Linked DNA regions of Homo sapiens: region 2 is linked to region 1. A link is a loop called in an ENCODE intact Hi-C map of the cell type or tissue named here. Cell type or tissue: CD14-positive monocyte. All regions are shown on one strand.

What was found. Hi-C counts contacts between places; a loop is a spot of excess contacts. Peaks named below come from ENCODE experiments on the same cell type or tissue, not always from the same donor. Only the 100,000 strongest peaks of a DNase experiment are listed, where the experiment ranks them.
Region 2: it touches region 1 in a loop (2.5-fold over the local background); 17 of 110 quality-filtered maps call a loop at or near these places.

The regions. Positions count from the first base shown.
Region 1 is chr10:79,237,412-79,245,411 of GRCh38, forward strand. All of the region lies in intron 7 of ZMIZ1 (zinc finger MIZ-type containing 1), which reads left to right. Among named protein-coding and RNA genes, the nearest start is that of PPIF, 110 kb to the right of the region's middle. RefSeq lists enhancers at 1-249, 2,136-2,764, 2,765-3,392, 4,433-5,384, 7,596-7,675 and 1 more, cis regulatory regions at 4,676-5,176, 5,255-5,755, 5,312-5,812, 5,321-5,821, 6,217-6,717 and 3 more and silencers at 4,886-5,025, 5,076-5,185, 5,456-5,745, 6,136-6,465. In CD14-positive monocyte, no CTCF peak of the experiment used is centred here; DNase peaks (open chromatin) are centred at 2,070, 4,920, 5,510, 7,590 and 3 weaker places; H3K4me3 peaks cover 4,187 bases; H3K27ac peaks cover 6,977 bases.
Region 2 is chr10:79,350,079-79,358,078 of GRCh38, forward strand. PPIF (peptidylprolyl isomerase F) reads left to right here. Exons shown (of 6, transcript NM_005729.4): 4 at 1,409-1,505; 5 at 2,239-2,314; 6 at 3,629-5,256. The coding sequence ends at 3,764. Among named protein-coding and RNA genes, the nearest start is that of PPIF, 6.6 kb to the left of the region's middle. RefSeq lists an enhancer at 1,642-2,142 and cis regulatory regions at 2,975-3,950, 2,982-3,936, 3,645-4,145, 3,943-4,443, 4,002-4,502 and 3 more. In CD14-positive monocyte, no CTCF peak of the experiment used is centred here; DNase peaks (open chromatin) are centred at 2,603, 3,213, 5,733, 6,263 and 1 weaker place; H3K4me3 peaks cover 4,213 bases; H3K27ac peaks cover 6,137 bases.

The DNA of each region.
Region 1 (8,000 bases):
GCGGGTGGCTTACACAATAGCGATTCACTGTCTCACAGTTCTGGAGACCTAAAAGCCCAGAGGAAGGTGTCAGTAGGGCCAAGGTCCCTCAGAAGGCTCTAGGGAAGGATCTTCTCCAAGGTTCTCTCCTCGCTTCTGGTAGTTTCTTGGCTTGTGGCAACATAACTTCAGTCTTCACGTGGCATTGTCCCTGCATGCATGTCTCTGTGTCTAAACTTCTTTTTATAAGGACACTAGTTCTGATGGATTAGGGCCCACCCTAATGACCTCATCTTAACGTGGTCATCTGCAAAGGCCCTACTTCCTTCCAAATAAAGACACATTCACAGGTTCTGGGGGTTAGGAGTTCAACATTTTTTGTGGGGACACAGTTCACTCCCTAACACCATGGCTTCTCAATTGGTCTTTCCTAGGACCTGGTGTTAGGTGGTCTCACCCTTGTTTTACAAAGGAGGAGGTCGAGGCTCTGAAAGCCTAACAGCTCGTCAGGGCCACCAGCTAGTCAGAACTTGTTTCCTGAGCCTCAGCCTCCAAATCCAGGCTCCTCCCTTCCCTCTGCAGCGCCTCAGTTAGCCAGGAGAGCATGGCCAGTTCCTTCCTGTCTCCGCCCTAGCCCTGGGGGCAGCCCCAAGCCCTACCGGCTCCCCGCTTGCCCCCTCCCCGCTCGGTAGCCTGGGGCTGAGCAGGTAGCTGAGCAGGCTCCTCTGAATGATCATTTTGTGTCTGGTTCACGTGCCCCCTCCCCTCAGAATCCTCTCTTCTCCTCTAGCCTGGCAGGATGCTTTCCTGGAACCCCAGTAACCTTGCCCTTGTAGAACTTCTCGGAGGTACTGAGTGGAGGTGTGGGGCACCGGGTGGTATTGTTTTCAAAATGAAACGATTATAGGATTTGGGTGGAAGCCAAATGCAGACTTCTGGGAATGCAGCCTGGGTCCAGGATGAGTGGCCCTGCTGGAGGATACGCCCAGGAAGGGGAGCGGGGTAGAGTGGCAGGAGGCTAAGAGGCATGGAGGTCTCACTGTGCATCGTGTCCCTGTCCCCCACTCAGGTGGAGCCCCAGCAAACTCAAAATGTCACACAAATGCTTACAAATGCATAGATGCTAAACTCTAAAAAGAAACACAATGAAGCAAGAACTATTTCAGTATTTGTAATGTGGTATGAGGGAAAGAATATAAAACGGAGTTGGGGGCATGAGCTCTCATCACAGCTCTAATTGACTGTGTGACCTGGAGGTCACCTTCCTTCTCTGGATCCTAGACTCCCACCTTGGGAATATGTGATGGTTATCAATGCATACTTTTGAACTGGATTGCCAAGTCATTTAAACCCTTGGGCAAATTGTCTAAACCTCCCTGCGCCTCTGTTTTAGTTTCTGTACAGTGGAAATAGCTCCTGTCAGAAAGGTCTGGTGGTGAGGATTGTTAATACTTGGAAAATGCCTGGAAGTGTGCCTGCCAACCAGCAAGCTCTCAGTAACCATGAGCTGCTTATTACACCAGGAGAGCAGAGGCCAGGATCCTGCTTGGGCCCCTAGCTCTGTGACCCCGTGTGTGGACACAGGAGGGGTTCTGAGGTCTGGTGGGGATGCCTGCATTGGCCAGGAGCTCAACCGCAACTGTCCCTTTCATCTTAAAGACTAAGTGAAGACCTGAGGAGGTTGACCAGGATGAGGGGGGAAAGGGAGTGGGGACAGAGAGAACAGTGTCATAAAGACACATGAGAGTTTATGCCCTGACCCCTCAGAGGTTGGCAGAAGCCCCAGGAAGGGGTCTCTGGAGGCAGAGCCCCTGAGTTGTCTCATGCCCCAGGGCTGCTGTTTGAGCCTTCCTTGGGCAACTGAGCTGGCTGTGTGATAGCTGCTCCATGCCAGGTCCCCGGTATGTGTGCATCCATTTGTTGAATGCCCACTCTATGCTCTACACTCCCACGTGTCCTGAGAAGGACCAGGGATGTGAAGGTGGATGGCCCAGGCAGCTCCCAGGGCCTGAGCTCATGCCTGTCACTCTCACGTGGACACGTGGCTGGGGCCTCCTTGTCCACCTCACCCTCCCTCTGAGCGCCTACGCCCGCATGGGTGACATCTCCGAGTCATAGGATCCTTGCTCAGCCCTGCTGAATCAGCAGACCCTGCCTGAAGAAGAGCTCTGTGTCTCAGAACCCAGCACCCAGCAGAGCCGTCCCTGGCTTCATTGTTCTCCCTCTAAGCGGTCAGAGGGAGCCTGGCTTTTGTATGCTTGTCTTTCCTTGCTAGTGGCCTCTCAGCCCCCAGGCCTCCCACTATGCAAAGCCTTATACAGGAGGTGACCCAGCCCAGAACCACTTTGACCCCTGGGTGACCTACATCCTAGGTGGCTTGATTCTTTTTACTGGGTAATGCTGGGACAGGATCCAGGAAGCCCATCCCTCTGTGGGTAAACAGGGGAGCCCTGGAGAAGGCCCCTGTCTGCGCCCCCAGCTTGACTGGAAGGGTCCCCACCCGCCCCCACCCCAACCCCACCCAGTTGGTCTTGCAGAGGCAGGCTCCGCATGGCAGGCTCCTCCAGCTGGGTAAAGCATCCTCCCTCCCCTTGCTCTCCCGAGCAAGCCACCACTGCCTTCCCGGCTGCAGCGCCGTGATTTATCGGCGGCTCCTCCTCGCCAGGGCCCACGGCAGGAGGAGTTCAAACACCCGCGAGAAAAGCCACCCGCTATTGATCCTCGCGTCAGGCCTCCCAAGCGCTGGCGGGCATTCATCAAGGAGCCGCAGCGCGGGGGCTGCAGCTCGCCCTTTCTTCTTCCTTTCTTCTCTCTCCCAAGTCATTCCCCTGGGGCTATGCCCCCCTTGCCGAGGTCACTCAGAGAGCTCACCAAGTGCCTGTGAGCTGAGGTGGAGAGCGCCTTTGTCTGCGGCCTCTTTGCTGTAGATCCTTATCAAGGGGGTGGAGCGGGCTGCTTTGGGCCCCAGGCTTTTGAGCAAATCTTTGGAAGTTGGAGAAGTGGAGTTGGAACTCGGAACAAGTGGAGAAGGCCCTCTGAAGCAGAGACTGGTTGGAGTGCCCGTATTTCTGTAGACCGGAGGCGTGTAACTAGAAAGAGTTTGCTAACCAAGTGGGCCAGAGAGAGCCTTGAAATTAGCATCTGAAAACCCCAGCTTTGGCCTGAAGGCCTCCCGTGCAGTCTGGTGAATGGATGCTTGAAAACAATTTGTTTTCCTAATTACGTAAATCTAGTGAAGAGTATTTATCTTTTTTTTTTTTTTTTTTTTTTTTTTTGCTTACCTGGGGAAAGTCTAAAATCTCTGGTCTCAAGCCGGAGGAGCGTATATTAATTCTCTTCTCCAGCCCCACCCTATGACTTACCAGAGTGGGTACCTGGGAGAACAGGGAGATGGGGTAGGGAGACTGGCAGGTTGTCTTTATTGAAGTTTCCTGGGCAATGCCACCAGGTCTGTCCCCCTCTGGTATAAACCTCTGCTCAATTCCAGTCCAAATTCTGGCTCAACCTACCAAAGTGGTTTTGCTGAACTCAGCTCCTGGGGCTGGCCACATGGTACCAACACATATAGGATATCTCAAAAATGAATTTGGAAGTCCCAAACATGCGGGTCTTTGGTGGCTCAGAAAGCACTAAGGATCAGATTAGAATAGTGAACTGCCATTGCACAGAATGGGGAAGGGTTTGTGTTCTGGTTATTTCAGATAGTGGCTCTTTGGATTCTGGATAATGGAGGTCCAAGTGTTGACATTGTTAAAAACCAGATTAACAGTAGAAACCAGATCTTAGGTACATCCATCTCAGTGTTCTCTTGGAACACGTGAGCCATATTGTCCCACCACATCTGTTTTCTGGGTGTCATTTGCTGAGCAGTGGGCTTTAGAGTAGGTCAGTCATCTGGAGGATCTGCAGTGGGGAGATGGGCGAGTCTTCACTGGACCCCTGCCTGCGGTGCTGCTTGGGAGGGCAGGGCCCCAGTGAATGTCTCAGTGAGTAAATGACTGTCCCCAAAGAAGCCATAATAACCTACAAGGAGATGAGATGGAGGTGAGGATAAGCAGAGCCTGGAATTTGTGCAAAGCTGAAGGGAAGTCCTTCCCCTGGCTGCCCTGGGGTTGGCCTGCCAGTAAGGGGATGCCAATTAATTTCTCTTGCAGGAAGCTAGTTCGTGTCCAAAAGGCTCAAGTTATGAAGTACGAATTAATCCATTTAACCAGCTTCTCGGAGGGAAAGCCCATGACAACTGCATTTTCAAATGCCATCCTGAAAGCGATATTTCAAGTGGCAGTGGGTGGGATTAGAGCCTGCTAACGATTTATGTCAAACAAGGAGCAAGAACATTATTTCTAGATAAGTGATTTGTCCCAGCAACTTCCAGGGCCGGCAGGAAGGTTTAGGGGCCAGCCAGAGGCTGAGGCTGAGAAGAGGGGATGGAGTCAGGAGATGTCACCTCAAAGGCCAGTGAACCTGGTCAGCTCCCGGTGTTGGCCAGGGCAGCAGGGCACGGCAGTCCAATACAGAGGAGATTTTAAAGACAGTCATGGCTGCCCTTCTTTGGGGATGAATGATGGGGACTCACTTACCTTCCTAAGTGTTTGGGGCAGTTAGGTCACCACACAAGCAACTTTCACAGGCAGGTGGGTGGGGCTGGGGGAGGGAGCTATAAAATACAGTTTCTCCCGAGGGGGTAATGATGACAGGGAGTGCCCACGAAAGAGGAAGGGGCGAAGATCTCTGGAGGTGGGACAGCAGGTGGGCTTCCAGGGGTGTCTAAGGGGCAGAGAGGTGGGGGGTGAGCAAGCGCTGAAAGCCCGGAGCCCTTGCGACAGACTGGCTGGAAGGAAGAGGCCTCGGCCACCACAGGATGCAATGTCAGGAAGGCAGCAGCTCCCGGGGCGGGGCAGGGCCGCGCGCAGCCGCCCCCGGCTTCCCTCCTGCCGCCAGCTCCTGGTCACAGGAACTCCCCGAAGTCGGGGAGCGGGAGCGTACGTGCGCGTGTTCACCCTGTCCTGGGCCCCTCGCTCGGGGAATCCCGGGGGTGCCAGGGCACCCAGGGTCAGGGAAGTAAGATGCCGGGCCGCCTACCTTCTCCACCCCGTAGCCCGTTCCGAAAATCCTTTAAACCGAGATTTAATCTGGATGCCTAGCCCCGCCCTCCCCTCCCCTCCCCTCCCCTCCCCCCGGCCGAGGCCCCCTCCAGTTCAGCTCCCTCCTCCACCCCCTCCCCGCCGTGGACCCTCATTAGCATGCCCACTTGGGAGGATTCGCTGGGGGGCGGGAGACACCCGAAGTCATCCACCGCCAGCGCCTTCCCGGCGGCCTCCTCGGGCGACAGCGCTCCGGGAGCCCCACTCGCACAAGTGTTGCTTCCAATTAATTGCCTGGGCGGGGGAAGGAAAGGGGCCTCGTCGCCGCCCCCGCCCGGAGGCTGGAGTGCTGCTCGTCGGGTCGTGCGTTCGCTCGGCAGCGGCGTGCACCAGCACCACCCCTGCGTGCAAGTTTGAAATGTGAGCTGCCTCCGATTCATACTCGCTCGCGCTCCCTCGCAGCGAAGTGGCTGGGCTGACGGTCTGCGCGCGCGAGTGAGTGCGGGCGGCGGGCTGGGGGGCGGGGTGCGGACGGCGAGGCTCGCGGGGCGGGGAGGGCGCGCGCGAGCCGGGGCTCCCTGGAGACGCCAAGGCAGGTCTGCTCGCCTTTCATCTTCCTCCCGCGCTCCTCCTCCTCCTCCCTCCCCTCCCCCCGCCGCGGCTGGCCTGGCCTCCCCCGGAGCCCCCAGCCCCACGCGGGCACACGCAGGGTGGGTGGTCACGCCCGCAGGGTCCGCGAGCGCGGCGCAGAGCGCGGGCCGTGGGAAGTTTCTCCGGCGCGCCCCGTGCGCCCCCGCCCCCCGCGCGCCCCCGGCCCATCCCCGTCCCTGGAGAGCTGTCGCTTGCGCCCGGGCGCGCGGCTGGCTGCCTCCTCGGCGGCGGCGGCGGCGGCCCCATTAGCGGAGCCTCCGCCTATGATTGGCTTCGCCCGGGAAGCTGGAGACGGGCGATGAATAATTGATGTGTGCGGTGCGGTAGCCGGACGGCGGCGGCGGTGGCGGGCAGCAGCGAGCGGGAGCGCGGGAGCCGGAGCGCCCTCGGAGCGGGCAGCGCGGAGCGAGCGGGCGCCGGACCCGCCCGGGCCCCCGCGCCGCCGCCGCCGCCGGGGCGCGGAGCGGGGATGCAGGCGGCGCCCGCTGCCTGCGCGCAGCCTTTGTTCGGCGCTGGCTGAATCCTACCCGGAGTCGCTCGCCGCGGCCGCCGCCGGCCGGGCCCCAAGCCCCCGAGGGCGCCAGGGCGGGATCGCGACCGGTGCAACTTCTAGGTAAGTGCGGGGTCGGAGGGGTCGGCGCCTGGGCGCCCACGGGCCGGGCCCTGGGCTCCCTCCGGGCGCGGGGGTGAGTGTGCGTGCCTGTGTGTGACAGAGGAGGGCCGGTGCATTGTGGGTAGCGCCGTGTGCTGCATGGTGTCAGCCCCAGGCTTGGCCGCGAGAGTGGCACCGGCGTGCACCGGGCCGGTTTTGTGTGCCCACAGACGGGGCCTTCATTTCTCTTTGGGGCCACGGGGCAGAGTGCGCCCCCACCCAGGTCCCTGAAGGTGAAGTGTTGGCTCTCCAGCAGACATTTTACGAGGCTCTGTGCTCAGTCGGCTCACGCTGCAAAAATAAGAATCGGCCAGGATGCCTTCGGAGGCAGCGCCTGAGGGTCCTCGACTTCAAGCTGCTCCTTTGTCAGAATGCAGCCCTGATGCCTCCAGCGCGTAGAGACCCCACGGGCACTGGTGATGCCACCATTGCGGCAGGGTGCCCTTCGCAAAGGTGGTGGGTGCCGAATAGACTTCTGACAAGTGTTTGCTGGCAAGCTGGCTAGAGGAGAGAGGTGGATTTGCACCAGAGGGCAGGAAGCAGCCTTTCAGGAGATGCCTGGTTGTGAGGACCTTGTACAAGACCTTGGAGAAAGAGCCCCTTGATAGGGACTAAGAGGAGGCTGCCTGGGGTCCTGAGCATGTGGTTTTGGTATTGGTGTCTTCGAAGCCAAGCCATGGTGCGGTGGGCACCAGATAGGTACCAGTTCCTGGGTCGAGAAGCCCTCTGGGGGGAAACTAGGAGAGGTCAGCTGGCACTTCTTTAGACGGGTTTCAGGAGACTGTCATTCCTGCAGTGGGGACCCAGTCCCTTCGCCCTTGACCATCAGGCGAGACTGCCAGATGAGTGTTGAGCAGGGCTGATGGCTCTTCCAGCAGGAAGGCTTTGTGTGGCAGGTGGCATGGAGTTGGTGCCAGTGTGCTTCTCATTGGCCCATCTTTGAGAGTGGCCACAGAAATTGGGCTGAGGAGAGAAATCAGGCTGAGAGTCAGAAATCTGGCTGAGGAGTGAGTTGGGGTGAAAAGGCCGTGCCATCCTGAAGTCAGGGTGACCCCAGATGTTACGTGGGGGCTCCGGCTCCCCCAGTTATGGGGCTCTGGGCCTGAAGCTTATCTCCCATCTGCTATGGAGGAAAGGCCCTGTCCCAGGGGTTGCGTGGAAGGGTGACTCTTGGAGTCCACGTGGCTCCTAACAAGCCTTTCCCCTTTTTTTGTGTATAAGCCAGGCAGTGACTACCCTCCAACTAGCTGGATTCAAGTCCCCTTCTGAGCTATTTTTATCCTGAACTTCCTTAGTGAGAAACCACCAAACGGCGATGCTTTGGTGAGAATCTAGGTCTTTACCGGAAGCGCAGCCTGCACAGAGTTTACACCTCGCTACATAAGGCTGCCTCCACTGCCCTGCACAGCCCTCCCCTGGCTCAGAGCCCCTGTGCCTCTCTCATGCCTCTTGATTCTCATCACAGCCTGTGCGCTCAGGGACTTTTGAGCCCCAGTTTCAGATGGGAAAACTGATGTGCCCGAGATCATCCAGTTGGGGATGTAGGAGGCCAGGCCTGGCTCCAACAGGAGCAAGACCTTGATGCCAGTGGGCTCCCTGAAGGCAGGGACCACGTGTTTCTCATCACCGTATGC
Region 2 (8,000 bases), 110 kb after region 1:
CCTTGTCCCCTGTGTGCCCCTGAGCACTGGTGTGGGAGATAAGAGAGGGAGAGAGAGAAGTGGAGGAGGCGGAGGAGGAAGACAGGTCCAGGGCAGGAACACACACGCCAGGACTTGGGGCTTCCCTTCCCAGAGAAAGGCATTATTCTCGGTGAAATGAATGTTTTTCGGTCATGTGTCATGCTCAGTTTTCACAAGCATTGGTATTGCTGTGTCAGAGGTTTGGGGGTAGGTGTTGTAGCAGGAGCTTCCTGTGGGTCAGGACCCAGGTGGTGTTGGGGCTGGTCTTCTATTAGCACAGACCTTCAAGATCAGGGATTGGGTGTCCTGGGCAGGCAGAGCCTGGAGGCAGGGGCATGGCTGTCATGACCTCTTTGAAGACCTTCCTGCCTGGAATTCTCTCCCCATTCCCTCCACCCTGACCCAGTGGCCGTCATCGTACCGTGGTAAGTGGCAGCGGGTTGGGACTGGACGTCTATGTGCGGCGAAGCCTGGATACGGGGTGAACACAGGGACGGCAGGCCTGGCCCAGCCCTAAGGCTGATGGTAAAGTAGGAGCTGAGGTGGAAGTCCTGAGCCAGGGTGGGAACTCCAGCGCGGGAGGGCTCCCTGGCACAAGGCGGTGGCACCGGGAGTCCAGACCAGAGTCCTGAGTCATCCGTTGGGAGGGATATCAATTAGGGAGCACCTAATTGACACCTGTGGATGCTTCAGCTGGGCTGGTCAGTTCCCCTCTCTTACCCACGGATCCCATCTCAGGAAAACAGCAGCCAGCCATGGCCTGGGCTGGGCAGCGCTAGGCATAGGGGCTGCTACCAGGCTCTTCTGGCCATGGGTGCCCCATGCAGGTTTGGCCACGGCTGCCTGGGCCTTAGCTGAGGCCTGAGGAAAGATGTCAGCCTTGGGCAGACTCTGTCCTGGGTCTGCAAGGGTTGGGAAAGCTGCTGGGCTGGGTAAGGGGCAGTGCGCGGACAGTGAGGGGACTCGGCCTGGGGAGCTGGTCTGGACCAGCTGCTGGTACTCCCACAGACTAGACTCGGGAACTGGGGGGCCTCTGGCCTCTTCCTTGTTGCCCTCCAGGAGGAGTGGGTTAAATTCTGGGTCACTAAGTATCATCTCAGAATGGCCTTTAGGTCTTTTGAAGATTACTTAAAAATTTGCTCAGACAAAAAGTAAGTCATTTGGAAACAAAGGTAGTTACGGTGACAAAAGATATTTAAGTTTTGTCTTTTTTTTTTTTGCTTATTATTCTTATTATTAGCTCTTATTTTATTGGATGTTTATTGACCCCTTTACCTGAGGGGCGCCAACTGGGTGGGCTTGGGTGGGCTGAGGCTGCTGCCAGCGCCAGGGCCGTGGCCCCCGCCTGCTCCATGGTAGCCACTCAGAAGGTGCTTTGTGCTCACAGGCGGGCGACTTCACCAACCACAATGGCACAGGCGGGAAGTCCATCTACGGAAGCCGCTTTCCTGACGAGAACTTTACACTGAAGCACGTGGGGCCAGGTGAGTGGGGGCCTCCTCTAGGGTGAGTGTCCCCACAGCTCTGACCTGGCCTGGAAGCCCCAGCAGGCCCTGAGAGGCCACATGCAGTCACCGTCCAGTATCTGATGAGTCTCCTTCCTCCCTGCGACACTGTAGGCTGTCTCAGCATTTCTGGCTTGTTGAGTTTCCCTAGAGTTTTCTCATCTCTCAGTTTAAAAAGCAGGGTTTCCTTTGGGAACTTTGTGGAAGAACCTTTAAGCAGAATGGAGGCCCTGGCCACCTCCCTGTTTGTCCTCTGAGTTTCGGGTTGGAAATTCTAGGACACTTAGAATTGTTGCAGAATGGTCCTTAGGTCCTTTGAGGATTATTTAAAATCTTGCTTAGATAAAAAGCAAATGGTTTGGAAGCCAGAGTGGTTATTGTGGCAGCATCGTGTCACCTATAAGACCCAAGGTAGAATGTGGAGATGTCTGGAGGTCAGGTCCTGGGGTCCTGCCCCAGGTCCCGCCCCAGCTCTACCACTGAGAGCTTCCACAAGGCCCTGTCCTCTCAGGCCACCCCACTGAGAACTAGCAGGCAGCAAAGGCAGGCATACCCTGGGGGGCTGGTATCGGGCCCTGGTTCTCCTCTTCTGGGTCCCAGGATCTGCAGACTCGAATGTCCCTGGTGTGGTTTGCACCGTCTGCCCTTTCAAATGCCCTCCCAGGCAGGTGCCTCCAGGGGCAGCGTGGCTCAGCCCTGCTGGTTTTTGCAGGTGTCCTGTCCATGGCTAATGCTGGTCCTAACACCAACGGCTCCCAGTTCTTCATCTGCACCATAAAGACAGACTGGTGAGTTCCCTGCCCCAGGCCCTCTGGGAATGCGGGCAGCCTTGCAGCTGGAGGAGGATTCGTGCACTTTTAGGGGCAGGCAGTTTACAGCCAGGCCTTCTGCTCTGGGACAGTGGCCCTCTCCCAGGCTGTGTGTTTGTATGAGAAAGAGAAAGTTAGTGGAAGGATCAAGGGAGAATTGGGGTTGTTCCTGCAACTCTGTCATGGTTCGGGTTCCCATTGTTGCTGTCACCTGGAATTTTCTGAGTGTGTTCTGCTCACACGCACACACGAAAGGGTTTCTCTACCAGATACATTTGGGAAATGTTGCAAAACATATTATGAGGCCTCAGGAGGGACTGAGTAGAAGCCCACTTGTGTGGTTTTAACCTGGAGTTTCCCAGGCTTGTCTTGACCATGGGCTGAGCCTTGGCAATGCTGCAGCAGACATTTGGATATCAGCAAATTTCCAAATGAAGCCTCTGTATTATCATAAACCTGCAGATAGCCACAGGCCTGTAAGGGCCCTGTTTTCAATGCCCATGGATTTTAGGGATGTCTCTTTCCTGGTACATTTTCCTCTAAGGGATAAATTTCTCTGGCCAGAGTCCCAAATGTCCTAGCCCTGGGGCACCTGGGGATGAACTGGCTGGGAGCTGACTTGGTAAAGCCCATTTCCGAGGATTTTAGGGAGACCTAGGTGGGGCAGACACTAGAAGTGTCCAGCCTCCAAGCCCAAGAGATGTGGCCGGCAGGGCTGGGCAGGTCCTTGCTGGCTCAGCCTGCTCTTTGCTCCTTCATGGGACCCCAGTGGATCCTGCAGTTCTGCTCTTGGCTGGAACCACGCCAGCTTCGCTGGAGCTGGACTGAGCCGCCTTTTACATTATTGGACTCTCTCGGGTTGAGAGCTGCCCAGGACTCCTGCAGTTTCACCACCCTTGTTCCTTTGACTCTTGACTCATCATTCATGACCGTTAACGTGGTTCCATTTGTATGGACTTCTTCTTTCTTCAGAGCATTTCAGTATCCTGTTACCTCCCCATGCAGAACAAAGAATACTCCACTTTTGATAGATGGGGTTACCAGGATTCAGGCTACATGGCCTGAGGCAAGGTCACAACATGAGTGACAGAATGTGTCCTGGAAGCCAGGCATCCTCTGGGGTGTATTTGGGGCGCTCAACAAGGCTTGATCGAGCTTTGGGGGTAGATCTAGCTATTCCATGGGGATTCTTTTCAGAATTGCTGTTTTCGGTAACTAATTCCATGACCAGGTCCATGGCATTGGATGACATTGCGCTACACTGTTGCTCACCCGGGTCACCCGTCCTCACAGGTTGGATGGCAAGCATGTTGTGTTCGGTCACGTCAAAGAGGGCATGGACGTCGTGAAGAAAATAGAATCTTTCGGCTCTAAGAGTGGGAGGACATCCAAGAAGATTGTCATCACAGACTGTGGCCAGTTGAGCTAATCTGTGGCCAGGGTGCTGGCATGGTGGCAGCTGCAAATGTCCATGCACCCAGGTGGCCGCGTTGGGCTGTCAGCCAAGGTGCCTGAAACGATACGTGTGCCCACTCCACTGTCACAGTGTGCCTGAGGAAGGCTGCTAGGGATGTTAGACCTCGGCCAGGACCCACCACATTGCTTCCTAATACCCACCCTTCCTCACGACCTCATTTCTGGGCATCTTTGTGGACATGATGTCACCCACCCCTTGTCAAGCATTGCCTGTGATTGCCCAGCCCAGATTCATCTGTGCCTTGGACATGGTGATGGTGATGGGTTGCCATCCAAGTGAAAGTCTTTTCCTTGACCAAGGGGGACAGTCAGTTTTGCAAAAGGACTCTAATACCTGTTTAATATTGTCTTCCTAATTGGGATAATTTAATTAACAAGATTGACTAGAAGTGAAACTGCAACACTAACTTCCCCGTGCTGTGGTGTGACCTGAGTTGGTGACACAGGCCACAGACCCCAGAGCTTGGCTTTTGAAACACAACTCAGGGCTTTTGTGAAGGTTCCCCCGCTGAGATCTTTCCTCCTGGTTACTGTGAAGCCTGTTGGTTTGCTGCTGTCGTTTTTGAGGAGGGCCCATGGGGGTAGGAGCAGTTGAACCTGGGAACAAACCTCACTTGAGCTGTGCCTAGACAATGTGAATTCCTGTGTTGCTAACAGAAGTGGCCTGTAAGCTCCTGTGCTCCGGAGGGAAGCATTTCCTGGTAGGCTTTGATTTTTCTGTGTGTTAAAGAAATTCAATCTACTCATGATGTGTTATGCATAAAACATTTCTGGAACATGGATTTGTGTTCACCTTAAATGTGAAAATAAATCCTATTTTCTATGGAAGACTGGTACCTGGTTTCTGGAAGAGGGGTCTGTGACTTGGAGCTGATCTTTACTGAGCTCGCCGTGGCAGATGCCATGCTCAGGACGTTCATGTGGATGGTTTCATGTCATCGTGCTGGCAACTTGTCCTCCCTGCCTTAGAGATGAGGCTCAGACAAACGACCTTAGCACCCATAGCCTATGCCATGAGCACTGGCTCCACCCTGAATCCCAGCTCCTCCCCTTAGTGACCCCAAGTCTGTTTCCCTCAGCTGCATAAGGAGGCGATATAGTTTGAATATTTGTCCCCAGCCAAATCTCATGTTGAACTGTAATCCCCAGTGCTGGAGGTGGGGCCTGCTACGAGGTGTTTGGATCATGGGGACGGGTATTTCATGGCTTGGTGCTGTTTTCTTGATGGTGAATTATTGCAAGATACGGTCATTTAAAATTGTGTGGCACCTCCCCCTGCCCCCTTCTTGCTCCTGCTTTCACCATGTGACATGCCTGATCCCCCTTCACCTTTTGCCATGGTCATAAGCTTCCTGAGGCCTCCCTGGAAGCTGAGCAGATGCCAGCACCATGCTTCCTGTACATCCTGCAGAACCATAAGCCAATTAAACCTTTTTAATAATAAATTACTCAGTCTCAAGTATTTTTTTATAGCAATACAAGAATCCTAACACGGGTTAACAATAAGGCCCACCTCGTAGGGTGGTGATCCACGTGAAGTGCATAACGCAGTGTCTGGCGCACCTTCCTAAGCACTCTGGAGTGACAAGGATGATGACCTTTCCCCTGTCAGGGTCTTAGGAAGGAGGAGGGATGCCAGAGCAAAGGAGCCTCCATCATCTGAGGTTAGGAGTGGACTTCCTAGGATAAGCCAGTTCCATTTGGAATTGACTTCTAGGTGTTTCCAAATTCACAGGGAAGGCAGGATTGGAGGTAAGAGCTTCCCTAGGTAGACAGGGCTGTGGTGTGGCCCGGCAGTTGAGTGGTCAGGCAGGCAGTTCTCAGAGGAAATTTGGGCCCTTTTGAGGGCATCTAACAGAATTATTTCTCACTGGGGTTCCCTGAGTGAGGTTATGTGTAGTCTTAGGTTAATGGAGTCACTCTGAGGTCATGGTGACTGGGGTCGGGTCATTTGGAGTCATGGAGAGTTCCCATGAAGTCAGTTTCAGTAGGACAAGTAGTCTTAAAACAATTATCAAGAGCGTTAAGAGTCCTCAAAGCAGACAAGGAGGACACAAGGAGCATGGGCCCCTGAACCCCATTTGCAGTCATAGATGCCCTCCATTTATATTGGGGTTCTGTAAGGGATTTCATTTGAAGAATAGGATCTTGAGCCAAATCATAATTAGTAATTTCTCATCCAGTCCAACACTTTACAGATGGGTAAACTGAGACCCCAAGAGGGATTATGATTGTCCCATGTGACCCTGTGAATCAATTGGCAAAACGGGCTAGAATCCAGGGTTTTTGGCAGTCTGCAGGGATTTCTGTTGGGGGCCTTCGAGAATGCACAGGTGCCTTGGGGGACATATTGCCAAAGGTTCTCAGGCCACACACATTCAGAGCACAACTGATCTCTGAGGTCAAAGCCCACAGCTTCACTCCCTCTGGAGTTTCCTCTTTTGGGGCTTATGTTTAGTCATTGTGTTTCCTTCTTGCTGAGGAGAGTGTGTGTGTGTGCACGCGTGTATGTGTGTGTGTCTATGTGTGTGTATCTCCACCCAGAGAAGTCTAAGGTGAGGTGAGGGTGCACCAAACATGCAGGAATCTCCTAAAAACCGAGTTCCCTGAAAGCAGGGCCGTTCCCTGTGCTGCTCATTCCCTGAGCTCCCTGCACAAAGGCCTGAGCCTAGTCATATTTCTTGCATAAAGCAAGAACATAAGTAATATACAAATAAAATACTGGCTTGTTTCTGGCCAGTGAGCACTCAATACCTCATGCATAAATGAGGCAGTGAGTCTTACACATGCACTCATAGATGTAATCATAAGTGGTGCCATGTACACACGATTTTTAAAAAAAATCTGAAACATCAATTTTATTTTCTGTGATGTGATAGCTTTTCAAAATGATTTCATTGAGGTATATTTACGTACAAGAAAAGTCACTTCAAGTGTACACATCAATGACTTTTGACAAAAGCATATACTAGTAATATCTATCACCAAATTAAGATACAGAATGTTTCCGTCTTTCCAGAAAGTTCTCTCTGTGCCCCTTCCCAGGCAGCCACTGGATCTTATCCCTGTAATTTTGCCTGTTCTAGAACTTTGTAGAAATGGTATTGAGCAGGGTTCACTTTTTCATGTCTGGCTTCTCCAGTGTGGCATGTGTGAGAATGTGTGAGGCTCTAATATGCTTCTGGGTTCTAAAGAATCTTGCTCCATGAAAAGGAATTTCTTAAAGGTTTCGTAGGTCTGGGAAGGCCTAAAGCAATGCTTCTAGGAATCACAGAGTGCCAGTAAATCATGCAGATTTCTGGCCATACCTGAGACGCCTTTTGAATATTTGCATCTAGGAATCTGAATTTTAAAATAATAATTCTGAGAGGTGAAGCCAGCTGGACATCCCTTGGGGAACTTTCCTGTCTTACAAGAGGATTGTAAAATGCACCAATCAGCGCTCTGTAAAATGCACCAATCAGCACTCTGTAAAACGGACCAATCAGCAGGATTCTGAAAGTAGCCATTCGTGGGGAGGACTGAAAAAAGGCACTCTGATAGGACAGAAATGGAACATGGGCGGGGACAAATAAGGGAATAAAAGTTGGCTATCCCAACCAGCAGCCGCAACTGGCTCGGGTCTCTTTCCGTGTTGTGGAAACTTTGTCCTTTCCCTCTTCACAATAAACCTTGCTACCGCTCACTTGTGCCATCTTTAAGAGCTGTAACACTCACCGTGAAGGGCCGTGGCTCCATTCTCGAAGTCAACGAGACCATGAACTCTCCGGCAGGAAGCAATTCCGGAGACAAATCTGATAAAGCTTAAGAATTTGAGTGTAGCCACAGTGGGTAAGAGTGAAAGGGAAGGTCATGGCTCAACACTAGAGTCATCATTTACTTCTGGAAACATTTTTTACTGGACTTTCTGGGACTCTAGTGTGACACCCTCCACTTTTAAAAGAAGCCTCACTTAAGGAGTCTGACCGACAAGTCTCGGATGACTGGGTGGGGCACATCCTATTCCACTCAAGCTCTGTGGAGGCCAGTGGGCAGGGGAGCTCCTCGATAGCGCTGGTCAAAGTGGCCAGCCAGGCATGGTGGCTCATGCCTGTAATCCCAGCACTTTGGGAAGCAGAGGTGAACGGATTGCTTGAGCCCAGGGGTTTCAGACCAGCCTGGTCAACATAGTGAGATCGCATCTCTACAA